Linked DNA regions of Homo sapiens: region 2 is linked to region 1. The links are chromatin contacts, found by Hi-C or POLR2A ChIA-PET in ENCODE. All regions are on one chromosome and are shown on one strand. Each heading gives the region's core, a stretch centred on a gene start or an enhancer-like site at or near the end of the contact. The rest is flanking DNA. Distances are from core to core; before and after follow the strand shown.

Region 1 (2,745 bases), core at 117-2,616:
CTTCCCTCCTGCAGTGTCATTGTCAGCAAGCATTCATTGAGCACCAACCGTATGCCAGGCCCTGTGCTTAGCCCTGGGCTCCCAGAAGATTCTTCTGAAATGAGGATTGGTCACATCCCTTTCCTCCTGACCCTTCAGTGGCTTCTCCTTCCCTCCAGGATCAAGTGCAGACCCCCCACTGCTGCTCCCAGGCCTGTGTGGCCCAGCCCTCGCCCTCCCTCCCCTCCCTGCTGTCTCTCCCATGGACACTCGAGCGCTTTGCTGCCACAGGGCCTTTGCCCACGCAGTTCCCTCCACCTGCAATGCCCTTTCCTGCTCTCCTCTACTTGGCCGGTCCCTTTGATCTTCATCAGCTTAAATGTGACCTCTCCCCCCACTGCCCCACAGACTTGGCTCCCCTCACCCCAGCTTCTTGGCATTCCTCTGGTTTCTCTCAGCACCTTCTGTAATTCTTTCCTTGGGGGTTTACTGGAATCACTGTTGCTCTCACTAGTCCATGAGCTCCAGGCGGGCAGGGGCCTCATGGGTCCTGTTCCTGGGTATTTCCAGGGCCCAGCACACGCCTGGCACAGGGTTGGTGTCTGGCTATGTTCCCTGTTGAGTGGCTGAGTAAATGCAGACCTGGCCCCAGGTCTGGGTCAGTCAGAGGCTGGAGGTGGGGCCTGGGAGCCGCCCTGATGCTGGCAGGACCACCATAGACCTGTGACTGGTGGCGTTGAGGGATCCGTCCCACAGGGACTAGCCTCCTTGGGGAACTGGGGGCTGGGGAGTCGGCCTCCCCGCCCCCTCCCTCCTCACAGTGGTGTTTACCTTCTCAGGTGACCTGGCTCTGTGCAGGGCATGGGCTGGGCCTGGGCTGTGCTGCAGTGATCAACGGCCCTGCGCCCTCAGCAGGAGCAGGCTCCTGCCTCTGCCTGGGTGGCTCAGGGTGGGGCTCGGGGCTCTGCTCACTGCAGTCTCTCACCTCTCACCTGGACAGGGCTTCATGCAGCAACAGGAAGAAGGCATCAACCCTGCCCTGGCCCTTTTTGCCCCTCCTGGAGGTGACACACGCCGCCGCCTCTCACAGCACAGTGGCCAGAGCCAGTCACGTGGCCACATCTCCCTTCAGATTCAAGTGCATTCAGCCACTTGTCAGGAATGTGGGAGCTGGTGATGTCGGGTGCAGCACTCAGAACTTTCACCTGTGTCCCTGGCTGGGCCGAGAGCTACTGAGGGCAGTGTCCCCCATGTCTGCAGCTCCATCGTGCCTGTTCGGGGCTGAGCGCAGAGCAGGAGAAAGCAATGCCCTGTGCAGTCCAAATGGACAAAGGCTGCCCCTGCCCTGTGCCAGGGCCTGTGGGCCCAGAGGTGATGACACAGCCCCGAAGTTGGGGAGTGAGACCTGCGGGAGTCACCACCCAGTGCCCTGAGGGCAAAGCTTTGTCCTTGTGCTCCTGCCCGGGGCAGTGAGTGTGGGTGGTCATACCCTGACTGCGGGTCAGGCTCCCCGGGGCCGGCCCCTCCCCCAGCCTTACTCGCCCTCAGCTGCCCATGCTGTCACTCCAGGTGAGACTGAGCTATGTCCCTTGCCTGAGTCTTCCCTGCCCCCACTCTTGCCTCTGAGCCTATGCCACTGCTGTTCCCTCTGCCCGTGCACAGCAGGGACCTGGGAGGACTCGGGAACCAGGCCCCCTCGGTCTGAAACCTGGCCGGGTGGGTGACCGGATGATGAGCAGTTCCTAACCTCTCTGTGCCTCAGTCTCCTCATCTGTAAATGGGGGTAGTGATAGTGTCTCCCTCACTCTCACGGGGGCTACTGTGAGGATTTAATACAAGTAAACGCTTAGAACACAGCCCCAGCACGTGGCAGGTGACAGCAGCGAGTGATGGTCAGTCCCCACCCTCCACGTCTGCCTAACATCTCACCCTCGGGGCTCAGCATAGACGCTCCTCCCCGGAAGACATCTGGCATCTCTGCATCCCCAGTGCCCAGCACAGGGCCTGGCACATGGAGGCTCCAGCTGTCCCCAAAGGCCACTGAGCCTGACGCCCCCTTCCAGGGACATTTGCCTCCCAGTCAGCACCACGGGAAACCAAATGCCTGAGGTGAGTGGGCGCCAAGTCCTGGTCCCTGCATGGCCCTTTGGGGACATCTGGAGAAGGCTGGGACTCTCCTGCACTCGGAGCTGCCCCTCCCGTGTGTTGGGGGGTGCAGCTCATCACATCTGCTTATGTCACATGTTTGGGCCATTTCTCCTCCTGTGGTTGGCACAGCACGAGTGTCCCGTGCAGCTCTTTTGGGCAACATCAGAAATATTTTGATATGGCCTACGAAATAGACCTTTAGGATTCCAGCAGTGCCAGGGAACTCAGTGGTGTTTGAGACAGACACCCTCACTGTGTCTCTTCGAAGTCTCAGTCGGTACTAAGCCGGGAGGGGCGGGGACATGGGCGTTGCCAGGCATGTGACTTGGCAATGAGATGTGGGATTTGTGCATTTTGACACTAGGCCGTGTCTAACTGTCCACCTCAGATCTCTGGCTTTGCAAATATCAATAGGGTATGTTTAGCTATTTCAGGCACTTAACCTCTTTGGACCTCAGTTAAGAGCTTTGGAGCCTAAACATAGATGTAAATCTCTGTTCAGCCGCCCATGAGCTGAAGGAATGGTTGCTGGTGCCTGCCCTGTTGTGGATCAAGTGCTGAGCTGGGCTTGGGGACACAGGGGTGGGCAGGACAAGGCCTCTACCCTCAAGGAACTCA
Region 2 (2,700 bases), core at 132-2,631, 1.1 Mb after region 1:
GCTTTTGGCTTCACCCTGGAGAGAATTCAAGGGCCAGCCAGTGGTGTTAGACAGCAACTTTTATTGAAGCAGCAGTGTGCAGCAGCAGCATGCAGCAGCAGCAAAGGTACTGCTCCTCACAGAGCAGGGTTACCCTATAGGCAGTGTGCCCAGAGTAGCAGATCAAAGGCTGTTCTGTTGTCAGAACTCACTTTTAAATTATACCCAATTTTAATTATATGCAAATTAGGTGGCAGGTTATGCAAAAAATTCTAGGGAAAGGGTAACTTCCAGGTGTTGCCATGGAAATGGTAAACTGACATGGCACACTGGTGAGTGTGTCTTATGGAAAGCTGCTTCCTCCCCACACTTGTCTTAGATAGTCCTCAATTTGGTCCGGTGTCCAAGCCACACGACCAGAGTTGAGTCCCGCCTCTTGAGGCAAGCCCTGCCTCTTACCTCAATCGGATCACGGGGGTGGATTTCTCATGAATGGTTTAGCATAATCCCCTTGGTGCTGCCCCCACAATAGTAAATGATTTCTCATGAGATCTGGTTGTTTTAAAAGTGTATGGCACCCCTCTCTCTCTTGCTCCCACTCCTGCCATGTGACATGTCTGCTCCCGCTTCCCCTTCCGCCTTTAGTAAGTTCCCTGAGGCCACTCCCTGAGGCCTCCGCAGAAGCCAAGCAGATGCCAGCACCACGCTTCCTGTACAGCCTCCAGAACCATGAGCCAATTAAACCTCTTTTCTTTATAAATTACCCACTCTCAGGCATTTCTTTATAGCAACACAAGACCAGCCTAACACACAAGGTGGCACGAAGAGTAAGCAACTGAGTAAGGATTTGACCTCAGTCTGCCTGACTCTAAATTCTAGATTCCACTGCACCATATGGAGGACTTCTGGGTGACTTTTATGTGTTCAGCTCCAGGCTGGGCATCAGGGCACCGCAAAGATAAGGCAACCATGGGAATGTGAGCACCATGAAGCCTGGGACCACCCCATTCCTGGTACAGGGAAGTTCCAAGTGTCTGACCACGCCAAGCCGCCTCCCTTACCCTCTCTGGAGCCCATCATGAGGATAGTTGCCTGGGTCCATCGCATGGCACCTGGAGCTGACAAAGCCCCTGCCTGAGCCCCGCAGCATATCCCAGTTCAAACAACTGCTCCCACAGGAGCCGTGATGGGGCCCAGCAGACACAGCTGATCCTGGAACACACAGACACTCACAAGGCCCCCAAGCGACATGGGAAGGTTTCCACCCCACTGGCATGACCAGCACAACCACTCCACAGGATCCTTTCATTGGACGGCCGTGAGGTCCAGGACTCCCCGGCCACCCTGCCCATTTCCTGCCAGACAGCTCACTTACAATCATGCTACACACCTTCTACCAGCTGGCTCACCTCCTATCAGCCTACCCACATTCCTACACCTGGCTCACAGCCTACAAGAGCCTGTGTATCTCCTAGAGCTTGCTCATTTCCTATTAGCAGGCCCACCTCCTCCCTGCCTGCTTTTCTCCTCCCTGCCTGCTCACCTCCTCCCTGTCTGCCCACTTCCTCCTACCTCCTCCTTACCTGCCCACCTCCTCTCTGCCTGCCCAGCTCCTCCCTGCCTGCTCACCTCCTCCCTGCCTGCTCACCTCCTCCCTGTCTACCTTCCTCCTCCCTGCCCGTTCACCTGCTCCCACCTTCTCCCTGCCTGCCTTCCTCCTACTTGCCTGATCACGTTCTGCCAGCCTGCTCACCTCTGACTAGTCTACAGAATGATTGTGCCTTCTTTCACTTTTAGCAATTATGGGACATAGAAAATAAATAAAATAAATGTTCAGGGAGGCAGCAGGATTGCTGCAATCCATCCTTTCTCTCCAACTCCCAGCCTTTTCCTTCCCCATCACCTCCATCTGGACCCTTTTGCAGCTTCTTTTCAGCCTCCTGCTCCAGCTCCTGCCCCACAGTCCCTTCCTGATCAGCAGCCAGAGAGAGCAGTTATCTGCTCATGCCTCCCTTGCTTAGACCCTTTATGAGCTCCCCATTGCTCCCAGGATGGAAGTGAAACTGCTCCCCACAGCTGACAAGAACCCACAGGTCCTTGCTATGAACCTTCTCCATGAACCTTGCCATGAACCTTCTCCACCTGATGGGCCTCCTCCATGTTTCTCACGTCGCCCCTGAGGCTGTGGCCCTGGCTCCATCTGATGCCTCTCGCTCTTCCCCTGAGCTGAGCCTGCACTTCACAGTCATGTGAAGTCAGTCCAGGGCGTCCCTGCTGATCTTGCCCTCACTGGGCACCCACAATGGCTGCACCAAGAGTGTGTCTTCCCGGGAGGGTCCTTGCATCACAGGAGACCTTCCCAGTCCTACTGATGGGCCCCCACTGCTCCCCATCAGCAGCAGAGACCCCTCTTCTCTCCCCACCTGGGGCTGGCATTCCCGCGGGCAGTTCCTTCTCCTCTGCCCCAGGAGGATCATTTATCAATCACAGATGTGGGGCTATAGAGTCAGGACTGTGTGTCTATCTCCAGTGACCAGGTGCCAGGGAACCATTCAAATCCCAGCAATGTTGGGAAGGGGAGGAAACACGCCAACAAAACGTGGAGGGAGCAAAGAGGAAACAGAGATGTGTCTGGGAGATTAATCTGTCGCTCAGACATGAAAGAAATATGTTCAATTATATTTTATTGCATTTCATTGAAATGTACACGTCGTACTTAGC

Evidence for each region. Hi-C counts contacts between places; a loop is a spot of excess contacts on that map. ChIA-PET counts read pairs that join two places held with the same protein, here RNA polymerase II (POLR2A). Pooled maps may share reads with other maps.
Region 2: a map of head of caudate nucleus shows a loop between it and region 1 (5-fold over the local background). The contact joins two enhancer-like sites. A Hi-C loop is called at or near these places in 23 of 168 maps with a recorded cell type or tissue (GM18951, IMR-90, K562 and 11 more), 4 of 37 single-sample maps with no recorded cell type and 5 of 50 pooled maps. POLR2A ChIA-PET finds 5 or more read pairs at or near these places in 2 of 52 experiments (PC-9 and activated CD4-positive, alpha-beta T cell).

The regions. Positions count from the first base shown.
Region 1 is chr1:29,549,310-29,552,054 of GRCh38, forward strand. No RefSeq gene overlaps it. Among named protein-coding and RNA genes, the nearest start is that of LINC01756, 200 kb to the left of the region's middle. RefSeq lists an enhancer at 1,251-1,977. Within about 2 kb of position 1,367, at least 2 of the 41 ENCODE cell types and tissues checked have a DNase peak (open chromatin) inside an H3K27ac peak, as active enhancers do; they include PC-9, where a contact is called at or near this core.
Region 2 is chr1:30,648,235-30,650,934 of GRCh38, forward strand. No RefSeq gene overlaps it. Among named protein-coding and RNA genes, the nearest start is that of MATN1-AS1, 69 kb to the right of the region's middle. RefSeq lists an enhancer at 1,329-2,019. Within about 2 kb of position 1,382, at least 4 of the 41 ENCODE cell types and tissues checked have a DNase peak (open chromatin) inside an H3K27ac peak, as active enhancers do; they include PC-9, where a contact is called at or near this core.